Linked DNA regions of Homo sapiens: region 2 is linked to region 1. The links are chromatin loops, found by intact Hi-C in ENCODE. Cell type or tissue: Calu3. All regions are shown on one strand. Links, peaks and the distances in the headings refer to the core of each region. The heading gives the core; the rest is flanking DNA. Region 1 overlaps TMEM164 (transmembrane protein 164). Region 2 has its middle 85 kb from the start of TMEM164.

What was found. Peaks named below come from ENCODE experiments on the same cell type or tissue, not always from the same donor. Only the 100,000 strongest peaks of a DNase experiment are listed, where the experiment ranks them.
Region 2: a loop joins it to region 1, with 4 times the contacts of the local background. A loop is called at or near these places in 23 of 110 quality-filtered maps.

Annotation. Positions count from the first base shown.
Region 1 is chrX:110,009,012-110,017,701 of GRCh38, forward strand. The region is part of intron 2 of TMEM164 (transmembrane protein 164); the gene reads left to right. Among named protein-coding and RNA genes, the nearest start is that of TMEM164, 10 kb to the left of the region's middle. In Calu3, for the core only: no CTCF peak of the experiment used is centred there; a DNase peak (open chromatin) is centred at 3,990.
Region 2 is chrX:109,914,103-109,922,792 of GRCh38, forward strand. No RefSeq gene overlaps it. Among named protein-coding and RNA genes, the nearest start is that of TMEM164, 85 kb to the right of the region's middle. In Calu3, for the core only: no CTCF peak of the experiment used is centred there; no DNase peak of the experiment used is centred there.

The sequences.
Region 1 (8,690 bases), core at 530-8,529:
TCTGATGCATGGCATATAAAACTGGACACTAACTCTTACCAGAGGTCCAGCCTACACCAAGCAGAGAGGAAGTATTTTTTTCCCAGTCTTTTCATGCCTTGCACCTGTTAATACAACTCAGCTTGCTTTTAAATAACAGTATGTTGCTGGCCCCTACTCAGTGGATGATCCACAAGCTCACAGAATTTTTATTCCTTTGCCACAGATGGGCCACCTTCTTCTCAGTCTTTGTGAGACTTGTTTTTAGTTTCCTCCCCCTCTGTAAATACTCCCCTGAAGATTCTCCTCTACGAAACCTTTCCATAGGAGCCTGACCTGACTCCAGTAACACTTTTTGTCCTTTCCCAGCCGTCTGAATACATGTCAGAATGTTGGGCTCTTTAATGAATACCTTTGTATGCATGTAGGTAATCTGGTGTTTGGCCAGATCATTTTTTTTTGTTTGTTTGTTTTTTGTTTTTTGTTTTTGCATGTTTCTTTAATGTTTCTCCACCATTAGTGGGAACACTTTTTTAAAGTAAAGGAGTAGTGGATTTTTCCTTTGTAACTCCTTGCAGAGCTGAATATAATACTGTATATGCACATTAATTGTTTAATGTGTACCTGGATAATGGTGACTGAATGATTGATGGAACTGACTTTTTGCTTTCCTTTTTTCTTTCTCCACTGGTGGCCCTATGTTCCTATTAAGAGAATCTTCCAGCCAGGCATGGTGGCACACGCCTGTAATCCCAGACTTTGGGAGGCTGAGGCAGGCAGATCACGAGGTCAGGAGATTGAGACCATCTTGGCTAACACGGTGAAACCCTCTCTCTACTAAAAATACAAAAAATTAGCCAGGTGTGGTGGCACGCGCCTGTAGTCCCAGCTACTCGGGAGGCTGAGGCAGGAGAATCGCTTGAACCGAGGAGGCAGAGGTTGCAGTGAGCCGAGATCCCGCCACTGCACTCCAGCCTGGGTGACAGAGCAAGACTCTGTCTCAAAAAAAAAAAAAAAATCTTTCTGCCTGTTTTTTGAAATAGCCACAGGAGTGAGGCAATCTCAGCTCCTGCTCACACATCTTTTTGTAGAATTTCCATCACAAAGAATGGTTATTAGAATCTCTACTCTTGGCCCAAAGTGTCTGTTTGCTTTTCTCCCAATCAGGAAATCACACTGTTGGATCTTGATCTTAATCTCTTGGACATGCCAACTTTCTTGCTTCTTAATATCATATAAATAAAAAATGTTATTAAGCCAGAGACTTACTTTTCCTTTTTCTCCCCTCTTCTCTTTTTCAGTGGATACCTCATTGTTATGCCTCATTGAAATGAAGAGCTAGGTTTCTCTGCTTCTCCTGGTCTTTCATATATTTTGTTAAATTGAGAATGTCTTGTCTCACGTGCTCCTCTCCTGCCAGGAACTGGCTGAGTGAATGCGAAGAGACTCTGGATGTGGAAAGCGGTGATTGTCAAACTTTATTTGTAAAAGAGTCTCTTGGAAGCTTGTTATAATGCGGATACCTTGTTCTCTACATGGTGATTCTGAGCAGGTCTAGGGTGAGGATTGGAATCTGCATTTATACTCGCTCTTGGGTGATTCTAATGCTGGTCAGCCTTGGACCCCACTTTTAGAGACATTATCTAGTGGCTGAAGTAATTAGGTGGGAAGTTGGTTTCAGTGCCCATCCTAATTGAGCATGAGTCTGGGTGATCTGTGGGCAAGGCATTAAGTGTTCTGGCACCATCTCAATACCTGTTAAATAGTGTGATTCAGATTAGAGGATGAGGGCCCCAAGTTATTGTGAAGAGGGTTTTAAGGTAGCTGTAGAGTTCCACTGGCTTGTTTGGTGACTGTTAGTTATGTCAATGGAGTATTTCAACCAGGCCACCTTTATTACCTTCCAGTGATATATGGAATATATCCCTCCAGTCCTTCTATATCCCCCCGCTTTCCAGTCTCTAAGATCTGCAGGGACTAACAAGAGGGAATGTTGACACATGGTTTGTTGTATGCTAACTCTCTGTTTGCAGGACTGTTGTTTTAGATGTTCGTGGGAGTTTATTCTTTCTTGCGTTCACTCAACAGATATTTATCGAATGCCTATTGTGTGCCAAACATTGGTGCCAGGTATTGGAGATTCAAAGAGAAATAAGAAGCAGTCATTGTTGATGTACTTTCAAAAACAAAACCAAAAACAAAAAAAAAAGAAGAAGTAGCCTTTGCCTTCATTTTGTTCACAGTTTTGATGAGATGGACAAGGAAATAGATCAACTAAATTACAACATTACATGTATAGTAACAGATTTGAACAAAGCATAGGGGACAGGGGTCTTTTTTTTTCCTAATGCAATTAAGGAAAGCTTCCTAGAAGAGGTGGCATTTGAGCTGGCTCATGTTAGCTCCATGAAAGCAAGGACCCTTGGTTTTTGTTCTCTTAGTGCCTAGAACAGGGACTGGCTCTAGTAGGTGCTCAATAAATGTATTTGAATGCGTAGGAATTCATTGGGTGATGGAGGAAGGAAAGCAATTCTAGGCATAAGAAACAATAAGTGCAAAGGCTATGTGCTATCTCCCCATTTCTCCTATTTAATATCTATTCACTTACCCAGGGTTCAAGTAGACAGGAAGAGGATGGATGTGGAGAGCAGTGATTATCAAACTTTATTTGTGAAAGAATCCCTTGGAAGCTTGTTATAATGTAGATGTCTAGCTCTCTTCATAGCAATTCTGAGCAGGTCTAGGATGAGGATGGGAATCTGCATTTATAAGAAACTCCCAGATGATTCTAATGCCTGTGAGCCTTTGACCTCACTTTGAGAGATCCTACCATAAGTTCGCAGAGTTGCTTCCTCCTTCACAGAAAAGTGTCTCAACTGTAACCTGGAATTATTTGCTTATTATTATCAGGGGTAGATGTCTTACTTCTCCCTTGGCCAACTAAGTGAAACTCTAGGAATGCTCTGTCATTTCTAGGCTGTTGATAAACGACCTGCAGATGCCCTTGAATCCTCGATAGGGGATGAGATAGAAAATTGTGTTCTCTGTGCTGTCCCAAGGAGGGCCCACACTGTCAACAACAGAGGCACACAACATTGGGGTAAGTGAACAGACATTAAATGTGAGAAATAAGGAGATAGCAGGCATCCCACCTGCAACCAGTAGATGCTTTTTAGTGGCTTGTGGATGGTTGCTGCTCTAAAGTCCACAGCAGCACTAATGAAGTGTGGTGCCATCTTTCTACCTTTCTTTTTCATATCTCTTCTTCCCTGTTTCCAAGTCTGTCCACCTGATCCACCCCACACAAGTTCCAAAACAATCCTTTCTATAATTCAAAATGCCCATCTCATCAGAGGAGATGATAGCCATGGGGGATTAGGAAGAAAGCAGTTTTATTTCAGAGGTTCATACTGAAATGTGAGTGGACAGACTCCACTGGGCGTCAGGGAGAGGATGAGTTTTAAAAAAGGGCCTTGTTACCCTAACATTATATCTAATTGGTAGACTGTGTCTAGTGTTTTTAAGCAGATGTCCTTTCTCATGTGCCTTGCTCAGGTTTTGGCCTCTTCTCTCCCGCTAAAGCCCCTGATCAGGAGAACTGGAGTTATCCATGCCTTGCCACCCTACATGCTGACCCCCAGGGTTTCATATTAATGTAAATCTCCCTCCACAGTGCTTGGATGCAGCAGTTAATCTGAAGGCCTGGCGAGGACCCCTCTTCTGGGCACCAGTCAGTCCTCTGTGTTTACTCAGCTCTTTCCTGGCTACACAGGGCAGCGCTTGCACATCTGTCAGTTCATGGGCATCAAGGCACTTGGACCTGTTACCAGCATGAGATCCTGAAGGGAAGGGTTTGGGGGATCTCTTGATTGGTTTTGGTTCCCGTCTAGTAGCTGCTGGAGGAAATGGCAGAGGGAGGAAGGATAATATGAGTTTTATTCTGAGCTGGGTGGTGTTGAGGGAAGGGAATGGATTGCAGGAGCCAGGAGGTCAGACAGGATTGGCCTGTTTGGCGAAAACAGTGCAAGCTCTGCCCTGTGGCCATGTGTTTAGGTGGGTAGGAGAGGGAGGAGTGAGATCATCTGGAGGGGAAAGGAAGCATGGTACCATCCTAATTCTAGCCCAGTGCCTTCAGTCTCCTCATGTCCATCACATGCCAGTATTGGTATAAAGTCAGGGTGTATTTTGCCTGTGAATTGAATTGTCTTTGCCAATCGACCAGCTGTGTTTGCAGAAAGACTCTGACTGACTGTGTTCTGGCTGTTGCTAGCAAAGAGACATTTCATTCAGGTGCTGATTAAATAAGGTGCAGAGCCAGATTGCACATTAAGGCCCTTAACTATGGCTCTGGGAGTCCTGGGTAAACACTTATTAGATGTTCTGGGCAGAGCACAAAAAGGCTGGTAGTCAGGTGTTCTCTTCAGAAATCAGGTTGAAGGAAAATGGGGTAAAGAGAGACTTCTATAAAGAGTTTTGATCTTCTTTTCTTAACATTAATCAGATCTGAGTGGCTGGTGTGTACACATCAGGGCCAGATAAGTTTCCTCATTGGCATTTACTTGCCAAATTCTTGCTGGGACATTGTAGGCTTGGACTGGGATACAGCGGGGATCCTGACTTAAGTAGGGCAGTAGGAATGCTTCATTTTCCTAATGCAAGTTCAGCTTGGTGGATAGAGCCTTTGGACCATATTTCCTGGGTTTGGGTTTGAGCTCCATCACCATGTAACCTTAGGCATGTTACTTAGCTGCATCTGTAAAATGGGAATAATAATAGGGTTGTTGTGAGGGTTAAATAAAATAATTTAAATCAAGTATTTAGCAGAATTTCTGGCTTATTGTGTGCACTAAATAAATGTTAGCAGTTTTTAATAGTAATAGTATTACTTAACATTTCAAGATCATAGTGGTGTATTGGGTAAGAGTACAGGCTCTAGGGTGGTAAAAGCCTAGATTCAAATTCTACCACTAGCTCTGTAACCGTGGGCAAATTACTTAACCTCTCTGAGCCTGTGTTCCCACATTCATAAAATGATATGATCAAACTTGAACATTACCAGAGTTGTTGTGAGGATTAAGTGAGAAAAATGAGAAAATATTAATAAAGCATTTAAGATAGTATCTGGCACATAAGACACATTCAATACATTTAAATGATGATGATGATGATGACGATGATGTCGGCAACTAAGATGGTGAGGGTGATGATGACAGTCATCATCATTCTCACTATGGCTGCTGCTTCGAGCCTGGGTGCCTGTTGTTGCAATAAGATGGTAGGGATTTGATACAGGAAAGCTTTTCCAAGAAAATCTTCCCTGGCATCATAATTTCATGCAGTGGGCAAAGGTATTGGTTCCATGAAGTTAGCACCCATGTAATAATTTCTGCGGGACAGGGTTGTTTGGCTGTTTGAGGCTTAAGGACGTGTTTGTGGGTAATGTGAAGGTACTTTAAATTATCCAGTCCTTTCTGGGTGACTGGGTGATTCTGTTTAAAATGGCAACTCTTCTTACATCTCTAAGATTTAAAGAATTTAGAAGGTGGCTCTCATTGTTAGGAAGCTTAGCTTTCCGGGGACCTATTGGCTTAATTATTATTGCTCTTTATCAATGGGCTGGCTCCATGGTGCAAACTCTCTTGAGATTGGTAGTCTAGGAAACCAGTGAGTTTGTGACAGAAGTATGAAAGGAGTGAGCTTGGGGGAATGGGGTGGGCATAGACTGGTGAATGGGTTTTTTTTTTTGGTTGTTTCTTTTTTTTTTTTTTTTTTTTTTTACTTTTTCATTTATTTCTTTTGATTAAGGGGAGTGCAACTTTCTCCAGTGCCAACTATTACCAGAGCTGGGTAACTGTTGGAAGAGAAAGGGCCACCCCCAGAGCTCCTGGGTGAAAGGCAGGTTCAAGTGAACAAGTATCTTAGCTGAAGGAGAAGCACAGTATAGTGGAAACTGTGCTGCTTTCAGGAGAAGACTTCACTGTGCCTTGGCTTTTTGCATCAGCAAATGGACAGAAAAAAACCAATTATTCTTACATCTCCGGGATATGGTAATCCTCTCTCCTTAAGACCAGCTCTCCTCCTTTTCAAGACTTTGCTCTGGGGCCTCGTTTTCAAGACTGAGGTCTGGGGCCTAAGCCACCAATCACTAGAGAAGGATCCCCTTAAGAGCAGCCTTCTGGGGCCTAGACCTTGATCATGTGATTTCAGGCCTTGGGATGTGGGGGGTGTGCTGTATCCTGCCAAGGCCATTGGAAGGCCTCTGGGCATATTCCCAAGCATTGTGGGTAAGAAGGCTGTTTCTTAGTCTTGGAGGTGGGAGAATTGAGAAAGCTAAGGTCATGTTTTCTATAACCTGGTTCCTGGAAGAGGAGCTGGTTTAGAGGGCATTTCTAAACAAACAGCAACCCAAATAAACAGCAGCGCTTGGAAATTAGTTATGAAAGTTCACACATTCTAAGACCTAGGGAAGATTGTAACAAAGGGTCCTCTTCATATCAGCACTTGTTCATTGTTGGTTTGCATTTGTTAAGAGTTTCCTTTTTTAAGTTCCAGGAACTTGAGTGTGTGTGTGTGTGTGTGTGTGTGTGTGTGCGCGCCTGTCACTTTATTCTCTGCACCCTGCAGGAATGTTGCTCAGAGTCATGTGCACAAGTGCCTCATTATCAGCAGCGCTTTCACACTTGGTCCCTTGGGCTGCCACTGCTACTGGCTGCTGCTTCATGTGGGTATTTCTACCTATTTCCTGGAGCCCCAGCCCCACAGGGAATGTTGGCACCCTGAGGAAAGGGACCGCCTCTACATTTGGATCTCCCTTCTGCTGCAGGGCAGCTGACTTTACTCTGCTTTCAAGTTCACCTTTCCTCAGAATAGCCCTGCAAGCTAGCACCAAGCCAAGGTTATGTTTCCTTGCTTGCATGTGGGGTTTCTGGCCAGTCAGCCAAGTGAACTGATTGACCCCCAGCCCTGTGGGGAATTTCAGGGGGGTATTGTCTTGGTCATCGGAGTCAGGGGTGGCCTTTAGGCCAAGGCTGCATTAGCTTTGTGGAGAAGAATGTGAAGCCCGCCGTGTCACAGGGTCTGCTGACCGGCTGGGTAGTGTTTGGCCATATCTCACAGCCAGTGCTGTGTTTGCTCAGATGGACGCACATGGAAACCAGGCTAGGATCATCTTCCCAAATGTCTTACTCCCTGCTTTGGGTCTGTCCTGAAAAACAATTTGCAAAGTACATTGTGGTCTGCACCTGTTGTTTTTTCATCCCCCTTTTCCACAGTCAGTTTGCAGTGAATGGAGGATTAATCCTGGCTCTTGCCACTTGTATTTTCTCTTTCCCTTCTTTCCTTGACGTTGGGTTCTTGCTTTTCAGTTATAACTGTCTGTGGACATTAAGGACAGCTGGTGCCCCTGATCATTTAGGACCTCCCTTAGGCCTTTAAAACGCTGGAAATGTGTAACAGGGCCGGATGGGCAAAAAAGAGTCGAATTTAGGAGAAAACTCACTATAATTTCTGGTTATCTTTGTACACTCTCAGAAAAGTGAGGAGTGGTAGTAATAACACTTGTAACATTTTTGAATACACGTTAATTATGCTTTAGGCATGGTGCTTAGTCTACTGCCTGTGTATTACCTCATTTGCAGCCTTCCAGAAAGGTTGTTTTTTGTTTCATGTAATTTTTTGTTTTTTTGAAACAACGTCTTGCTCTGTTGCTCAGGCTGGAGTGTAGTGGTATGAATATGGCTCACTGCAGCCTTGACCCCTTGGGCTCAAGCGATCCTCTTGACTCAGCCTCCCAAGTAGCTGGAACCACAGGCACGCATCACCACGCCCAGCTAATGTTTTTGTTTTTTGTAGAGATGGGGTCTTGCCATGTTGCTTAGGCTGGTCTTGAATTCCTGGGCTCAAGCGATTCTTCTGCATCAGCCTCCCAAAGTGCTGGGATTATAGGAGTGAGCCACCACACCTGGCCTGTTTTATCTAATTCTTCTTTTCTTTGCTTCTAGCTGATTTCCCCTTTGGTAGACTATAGGCACTGGATGTTCTAGCTGTACTTTCTCAGGTTGTTAAAATGGCAGAGTGATACCAAATCAGAGCTGAAAGAAACCTCTGAGAACAACTAATTTGTTTCTTTTTCATCCCTTGTTTTCCAGATGAGCAAACTGAGACCCAGAGAGGTGAAGTGATTTGCCCAAAGTCACACAGCTAAATAGAAGCAGAGCTGAGTCTCCTGACTCCCATTTCAATATCTCTCTATAATACCACACATGGCCTCCTTCTATCCTTAACCTTCCAGCATGAAAGGAACTAGACTTTTCTTCTTGCTCACTATTAGAGAAATGGAAATCTTGTGCTTTTTGAGCATCATTGTTTATTGCCTTCTTGAAAGTGAGGATCTCCTGGCTGCAGGCCACCTCCTTCCTTTCTTTCTTTCTTTCTTTCTTTCTTTCTTTCTTTCTTTCTCTCTCTCTCTCTCTCTTTCTTTCCTTCCCTCCCTCCCTCCCTCCCTCCCTCCCTCCCTCCCTCCCTCCTTCCTTCCTTCCTTCCTTCCTTCCTTCCTTCCTTCCTTCCTTCCTTTCTTTCTTTCATTTTTTTTTTTTTTGAGACGGAGTTTCACTCTTGTTGCCCAGGCTGGAGTACAATGGCATGATCTTGGCTCACCGCAATCTCCGCCTCCTGGGTTCAAGCGATTCTCCTGCCTCAGCCTCCCGAGTAGC
Region 2 (8,690 bases), core at 334-8,333, 95 kb before region 1:
AGAGGTATATCAGACGCTCTTCGTTGCAATGTTTCCATTTCCCCTCCACTTCTTTCCTTTGGGGAACATTAAGCAACACCGTTTAGTAACCAAGCCCGAAATTGCGGCCCAATAGACCACAGACCTAGAATGCCTTACCTACAAACCTTGTTGCCATGTGTGTTTTGGAATTCAGAATTGTTTGGATTTCAGAAAGGTGACACAAGCATACACTAGACATTAGATAACATACCTAGTGAGGCCTGGGGCAAAACCCCATAAGCAAACACATTAACATTTCTGCAGTGAAATGTATGATTTATTATACTTAGTGGGCTAGATGAAGACTATGAAATAGTTCAGGTTTGGTTTTGTCGCCAAAAGCATTTTGATGCCAAACTAATAAAAAACAAACAGCCTTTGATTTTCAGAGCCTTTTGAACTGTGCGTACTGTTTATGTCTTATTTTTGAATCTGGGTCATGGGCACATAGCTGTTTGTCGTATTACTGTTCATACCTTTTGTAGGTGTGAAATATGATTTTTTAAAACCTTTGAATTGCCTAGGCTCATGTCTGTTCTAAGAGGGAGCATGACACAATACTACATTCATAGAAGGCTTACTAAACACTTGTGGAATTGAACTAACTGGATCTAGCCCTCCTACATGTATTCTTTGTTAACTTGGCCTTAGAGAAAGCAACAGATGCTCTTCTAATTAGGGAGGTTAGTCTGGTTACAAATATAAATAAGAGTTAAGCTGGAACAAAGGCTATGCCTAGGAAAAATGCCTTCATTCCTTTATTCATTAACTCGACAAATATTGAGGACTACTGTGAACTTAGCACCGTGCTAAAAGTTGAAAAGCCATAGGAGGTATCATATAAACAAAGTTCTATCTCTTCCATTGAGAAATTGAAAGTCTGGTGGAGAAGATGAGCTGCTCTCGCCTACCTGTGATTTAATGGGCAGAATGCCACAGGATAGGCATGGTGTGCCATGAAAGCTCCAAGCAGATGTGCTCTCTGCCCAGCATATGGATACTGATGCATGCCTGGAGAGTTTAATAGAGGAGCTGAGATTACAGCAGTTTCCACACTGTTACCATCTAAAATGGCAATCTGCTCTCATTGCTCCCTAGCCTATGGGGGATTGGGTCGTCATTAAATTAGATTTCTGAGGTTTTTCTGTATCCAAGAAGGAGGACAATGCAAGGCCACATTTGGCGCCATCTAGTGCTTAATGAGTGCCATCTTGGATGGCCCCCAAAAGCAAAGAGTCAAGGGCTCCAGCGTGATATTTTAAAAGTTTCTCTGACCTGGCCGGGCGCGGTGGCTCACGCCTGTAATCCCGGCACTTTGGGAGGCCGAGGCGGGTGGATCACGAGGTCAGGAGATCCAGCCCATCCTGGCTAACACGGTGAAACCCCGTCTCTACTAAAAATATAAAAAATTAGCTGGGCGTGGTGGCGGGCGCCTGTAGTCGCAGCTACTCGGGAGGCTGAGGCGGGAGAATGGCGTGAACCCGGGAGGTGGAGGTTGCAGTGAGCCGAGATCGCGCCACTGCACTCCAGCCTGGGCGACAGAGCGAGACTCCGCCTCAAAAAAAACCAAAAAAGTTTCTCTGACCTGAAACCCCCTGCTCCAAACACTCCTGCCCCAATAACTTACTTCATCAAAAAGAAGGGCTTTTCCTGGAGTCCAGAGATAGCTGAAGCTGAGCATCTTGGTTTACCTCTTCCTTGATCTGGCCTATTTCAGCTCAGCCTGGGGCTATACCGTGATGTGGGTAACTAGATTCTTCATCCATAAAATGGGGATAATTAAACAAATTGACATACATAAAGTAGTTAAAACAATACTTGGCACATAGTAAGCACTGTTAACGGTGTGCCCACCTAACTATTAGGTTAATGTCAGGATTAAGCAGTCAAGCAGTACCCCAGTTCCAATGAAGTCCACCAAGGAATCTGCATCTCAAAAAGTTGACTCTGTGGGGGTCAAAGCTTCTGTTTGGGAAGAGGAGCTGGTACTCAACACCAAGGCCTATAAATTTCACGAATGTGCACTCATAGCCTAGAAAAGGAGGCTGGGACAGGGATGCCCCCACCCATTCCAGTGAATTACTCTCACTAAGATCACCAATAAACCAATAACCTTCTTGTTGGTAAATTCAGTGGATGATTTTCAGCCTTTATCTTCTCTGACCTTTTTCTTTTAGCAGGTGGCATGGGCACTGTTGAGCCTTCCTTTTCTCCTTCATGAGACACTCCCTTGGCTTACAAGATACCACACTCTCCAGGTTTTCCTTCCCCTCTGGCCAGCCCTGACACTTATTTGCACACACTTCTTCCTCCATCCATCTCTCAATTCTGCTGGTGACCCTCAAGAGTCTTTCCTAGGAAGCCTTCTCTTCTCACTAGCCATATTCTCCCCTGGGCAATCTTATCCACACCTATGACTCCATTGACCCATATGCTGATGACTTCTAAATCTAGCCCAGATCTCTCTTCTGAACTCCATACCCATAGATCTGGCTGTCAACCAGACATTTTCACATAGATGTTTTATAAGCACCCCAAACTCTACATGGTCCTAATTCAACTTACCATCCCAGCTCACCTCCACAGACAAAAGATCTTGCTCCTCCTCCTATGTTCCCTACCCCTATCTCCCACTTCACCTACTTCTGATTGATGTGTACGTAGTTCTACTCCGAGATTATACCCTGTATGCATACACTTATTTGTTTCCACTATCACTACCCTAATCCAGGCCACCGTCATCTCTCGCCTACAACAGCTTTCTAATGGGTCGCCTTCCTTCTTGCTTTTTCCCCCTCCAGTCTACGTCTCACGCTAAAGCTAGAAGGAGTTTTCTGAAATAGTAAAGATGATCAGGTCATTTCCTATGCTTAAAACCTTTTGACAACTCCTCACAGTCTTTAGGTAATAATAATTATAGCTTATATTTATATAGTACTTAATATGTATCAGGCATTCCTCTGGGATATATATATATATACATATAGCCAACAACCAACGAAGAACTGAAGACTGGAACAGCTATGTGTAGGAGCTTGGAACTGGATCATCGAGCCCCAGTCAAACCTTGAGATTAATGCCCTGGTCAACAGGATGATTGCACCTTGAACAAGAACTATCCAAATAAAGCACTCCCAGATTCCTGATCCTTAGAAACAGATAATAAATATTTGTTGTTTTAAGCTGCCAAGTTTTGGGGAAAATTGTTACACAGCAATAGATAACATATCACTGTAGTATATTACCTCTAACTTCATTTATTTATTCATTCAACCAACCAAAAACTATTTAACGAGTACCAAATAAGTGCCAGGCACCATGTTACATACTGAAAACTATTTCTCTGTCCACCCTCTCTTACCTTTGTCTCTCTACATAACAGTGAAAAGGAAATATCTCCCAATCCCAAAAGGTGACATGAGTTCTCATGTTTCTGTGCTTCTGTGCTGCCAGAGCTCTCTTTTGCCTCTTTCTCAGCCTGGCTACCTCCCACTCTTTCTTAAAGTTGGGTTCCTGTATCACCACCTGTCTCAGTCATGCCACCACCTTCTACTCTATTAGCATTCTGTATATACCTCTCTTATATCATTTAACTCACCAGAGCATAATAGACTCTTTCCTTGTCCAACCAAACTGAACCTTGGAGGGGGAACTATATCTTACTGATCTACGTGTTCCCAGTGTGTGCTTCAGGGTATGTGGAATGAATGAACCAATGGATGAGAGAATGTAAGCTCTTGGGATGGCAGTGATCTTTGTCTTCTTGTTTAGTGATGTATCCCAAATGCCTGACACAGTGCCTGGTACATAGTCAGTGTTCAATAAGTATCTTTTGCATGTTTTTGAAGATTTAATGAAGAAACAAATAAATGAGTACAAAGCAAGTCACCTCATGTTGTCTTCCCACTATCTCACCCAAGCCTATCTTTCTTTAGGCAATGCCCAGTGTTCTAGTAGTATTCATCTCATCCTTCCTGTCTTTTAAAAATGCATTCTTTACAAAGGACTAATCTTCTTTTGTTCTATTTTTATTTATTTATTTACATTGTATTTTGTTTGTAATTGATATCTTAATTGTACATATTTATGGGGTACAGTGTGGGGTTTCAATACATTGTGTATATATTACATAATGATCAAATCAGAGTAATTAGCATATTTCTCACTTCAAACACTTGTCATTTCTTTGTAGTAAGAGCATTCAAAATTTTCTTTTCTAGCTATTTTGAAATATATAATATGTTATTGTTAACTGTAGTCACCCCACTGTGCTGTAGAACACCAGAACTTATTCCTCCTAACTGTAACTTTGTACCCACTGACCAACCTCTCCCCATTCCCCTCTCCGCAATCTCATTACTCACAATTTTTCTCACTACTTCTGTGAGATAAACTTTTTTATATTCCATATATGAGTGACATCATGGAAGTATTTGGCCTTCCATGCTTGGCTTATTTCACTTAACATAATGAAAAGACTAATATTCTTAATTTGTAATTATTAAGCATCTCATGCCTGTACCAAAACATTTCATGTACCCCATAAATATACACAGCTATATATCCAAAGAAATTAAATTTAAAAATTAAAAAAATAAAAATTTAAAGGGTTAAAAAAATATATAAAGAGCTCCTGGAAACTAAGTAGGAAAAGATTGACAATACAATGGAAAAATGAGCAAAGGACATGAACAGAGTGTCCATAGAAAATGAAATTAAAACAGCCCTTGAACATCTGAAAAGGCACTCAACCACACTCACAAGTATAAACTAAAACCAAATATACACAGCATTTCCCTCCTGTTAGGTTTGCCAGAATCCGAAAGTTTGGCAACACTCAGTTGTAAAGTAGTGGGGGAAATGAGCACTCTCATACATTGCTGTTGGGAATGCAAAAGTGTATAATACAACCACCACAGAGGGCAATTTGTCAATATTTGTTAATATTTCTAAAAGTATTTACCTTTCTGGTTTTTTATCTTACAGGCTGACTTTCACACTTCAGGAAGCACCTCATGTGCAGGATTATTCCTTGCAGTATTGTTTATAATAGTGAAAGGTTGGAAACAACCCAAGTGTCCATCTATAGGGAACTGAATAAATAAACAATGGTACATTCATGCAATGTAATGTTACGCAGTTGTTTAAAAAAATGGTTGAGGAAACTGTGTCTGTACTGATATTGAAATATCTCCATGATATATACTACATTGAAGGAGGAAAATATGGAAGACTCGTGTACATATCTGTACAAATAATAAAAAGTTATACAAGAAGTTAATGAAAGTGGTTACCTACTAGAGGCAAGGGGATTGAACAAAAAAAACAGGTAAATTAAGACAGAGGAGGAGAAAGACTTCTTAATGTATTCCTTTTACATAGTTTCGAATTTTGAATCACTTAAATGTACTGCTTATTTGAAAACATTACATTGTGAGACAAACATCCCTTCTTTTTATACATTTGAAGAGACAAACTTATTCCCTGAAACAAAGTAATGTGCTTCTCCAGGGACACTTGCATCCAAACAGGGAATTAAAACGAAAGCCAAAGAAATCAAACATGAATGATGAATTTTTTTTTTTTGAGACAGGGTCTCGCTCTGTTGCCCAGGCTGGAGTGCAGTGGCATGACCTTGGCTTACTGCAACCTCCACCTCTCAAGTTCCAGTGATTCTCCTGCCTCAGCTTCCCGAGTAGCTGGGGTTACAGGCATGCGCCACCATGACCGGCTAATTTTTGTACTTTTAGTAGAGACGGGATTTCACCTTGTTGGCCAGGCTGGTCTCGAACTCCTGACCTCAGATGATCCACCTGTCTCGGCCTCCCAAAGTGCTGGGATTACAGGCGTGAGCCACCGTGCCCAGCCAAATGAAATTTCAAGTAGCAGCAGTAAGTATTCCAGTGAGGGAGAGGGAAGGGAGCCTCCTCAGTACTTCTGAAACTTTATTCCCATTGTAACTTGACTCAGGCCTTCCATTTCCTGAGCGTGGCCTCTGCTCTGATCCCGTTTGCCACCCTGTCCGTACATTCAGCAAACAGAACTGAGAAGCTAGGTTCCTCTAACCCAGAGCTAACACCAGGCCCCCAGTTGTCCCAATATTCACAAATGCTAACTGTAGCTGGTCAAATAAATTTCTTTTATAAATGGAGAATCGAGGCCTTTTGAAGAAATATATGTGGAATTGAAATGTAGAAAGGTGCGCTCTGCCTTCCAGAAACAGAAAATAAAAAGATAGGAAAAGAAAAAAGCTATAGCTATTGACACCAAAGCCTGAGCAATTTATTTGCTGCAAATCCCATAATCACAAACATTTCAGAGCTGTAATTCTGCCTGATTACCCTGTGCTGTCAGGGGGGTGGAAAAACCCAGAAGATTAATGTTTTGTATGGCAATAAGGCGGCAGGCCTGCAACTCTGAGCTTATCGCCCATGAATCAGGAGCCGGGCTGAGAAGCTTCAGGAGACAGCAGCATTTTATAATGATTTTTTTATGGAAAGAATGCTGTCAAGCCCAGATTCATTAGTTTCTACCAACACTGGTTTCTTCAGCAGACAGTCAGGCCAAATCTCCCTGTGCACAACCCCCCTTCTCCAGTTTATTCTGTGGCATCAGAGTATCTGGGGCGGGTGGTATATGTACATAAGGGGCAGGGTTGGTTGAAAAGGGAGAAACCACTTCGAGTGTGAGCTTTAGCTTCTAACCTTCTGTTAAAAGGCTGGTGCTTCAGGAACTGCTGTAAAGCTACTAAAATGGGAAGCCAGCTTCAGATAGTTGTTTCTAGTTCTTTCATAAGGCACATTAGGAAAGGGTGGCCCATTTAAGACAAGGACTACTGTTCGGTTGACCTATCTGTTGACCCAAAGCATTTCCACTCTAGCACCCAGAATTTAAGTACAACCTTTATACATCTTCCTATTTAAATAGTAATACTATCCAAAATTTCAATGTAGAGCTATACTACATATAAGCTGTGTGACTCTGGAAAAGTTACTTAACCTCTCTGAGGCTCAAATTATCTATAAAATGGGGATAATAATATTTATCTAAGAAGACTGTCGTGAGGATAAAATGAGATGAAGTTATGCATGAAGAATGCCTGACACTCATTAAATAGCCTTCATTATTCAAGATATCATGGTTCAGAAATTAACTTCACCATTTACTAAACAAGTTACCTTGGGCAAGTTACCTAATTTCTCTAAATGTCAGTTTCCACATCTGTAAAATGAAGAGGAAAATCTTCATGACTCTATGAGGTAGGTACCATTAATCACAAGTTAATTACTTAGCACACAGCTTGGGCAACATGGCAAAACCTCATCTCTACAAAAAATACAAAAATTAGCTGGGTGTGGTGACATGCACCTGTAGTCCCAGCTACTCAGGAGGCTGAGGTAGGAGGATTGCTTAAGCCCAGGAGGTTGACACTGCAATGAGCCATGATCACACCACTGTGCTCCAGCCTGGGCAACAGAGTGAGACTCTGTCTCCAAAAAAAAAAAAAAAAAAAAGACACGGTGCCCAGCGTTGTAATCATTCAAGAAATGAGAGCAACTAGGAGCAGTAGTAGGAGTAGTAACAAGCAGAAGAGGAGGAGGAAGAGGAGAAAAAGAAGGAAGATAGAAATGTACATAAAATCTGCAGGAAGAAAGATTTAGACATAAGAATTTAGGGACATAAGTTTAGACATAAGAATTTAGGGACTCAATTTTTGTTTGTTTGTTTTATAGAGACAGGGTCTCTGTCACCCAGGCTGGAGTACAGTGGTGCAATCATGGCTCACTGCAGCCTCACACTCCTTGCCTCAAGCAATCCTCCCACCTCAGCCTCCCAAGCAGCTGTGACTACAGGCATGCACCACCACACCCGGCTGTTTTTTTTTTTTTTTTTTTATTTTTGTGGAGATGGGTTCTCACTATGTTGCCCAGACTGGTCTTGAACTCCTGGCCTCAAGTGATCCTTCCACCTCAGCCTCCCAAAGTGCTGGAATTAATGTCCTGAGCCACCTCACCCAAGACAGGGTCTTGCTATGTTGCCCAAGCTGGTCTCAAACTCCTGATCTCAAATGATCCTCCTATCTCAGCCTCTCAAGTAGCTAGGACTGCAGACACAAGCCACCACACTTGGCTGAATTTGTTTTTCAAAATAAAGTGTTTTGTTTTTTTTTTCTGAAAAAAAAATCATCTCCCCCACCCTCCACCAATCTCTCTCTCTCTCTCGCTCAAAATCTATGACTCCACACTCCTTAGTCGTGTAGGCTATCTGTCCTCTTCACATTTTGCCAGCATCATCTGCTGTCCCTTTCCCCAGTGCTACTGCTTAGACAGGAAGTCCCTTGAGTTCTCATGCCTGAACATGCAACAATATTTATACTATTCTTATTATACTACCATTTATAATATTATTTATCCTATTTATTGAGCACTTGCCATGTGCTAAGCACCTTACATGTGTTATCTACACCAGTCTACAGGCTCCATGGTGAGCAAGACCATCATTCTTATCTATTTACTTCTCTCCTCCCAGTGTCTAGCACAGTGCTTGGCACATGGCCGGCCCTGAATACATATTTTTGATGCGTGAATGAATCTAATCCTCACTACAATTCTATGAGATAGGTGTAACTATTGTTTCCATTTTACAGAAAAGAAACCAAGGCTCAGATA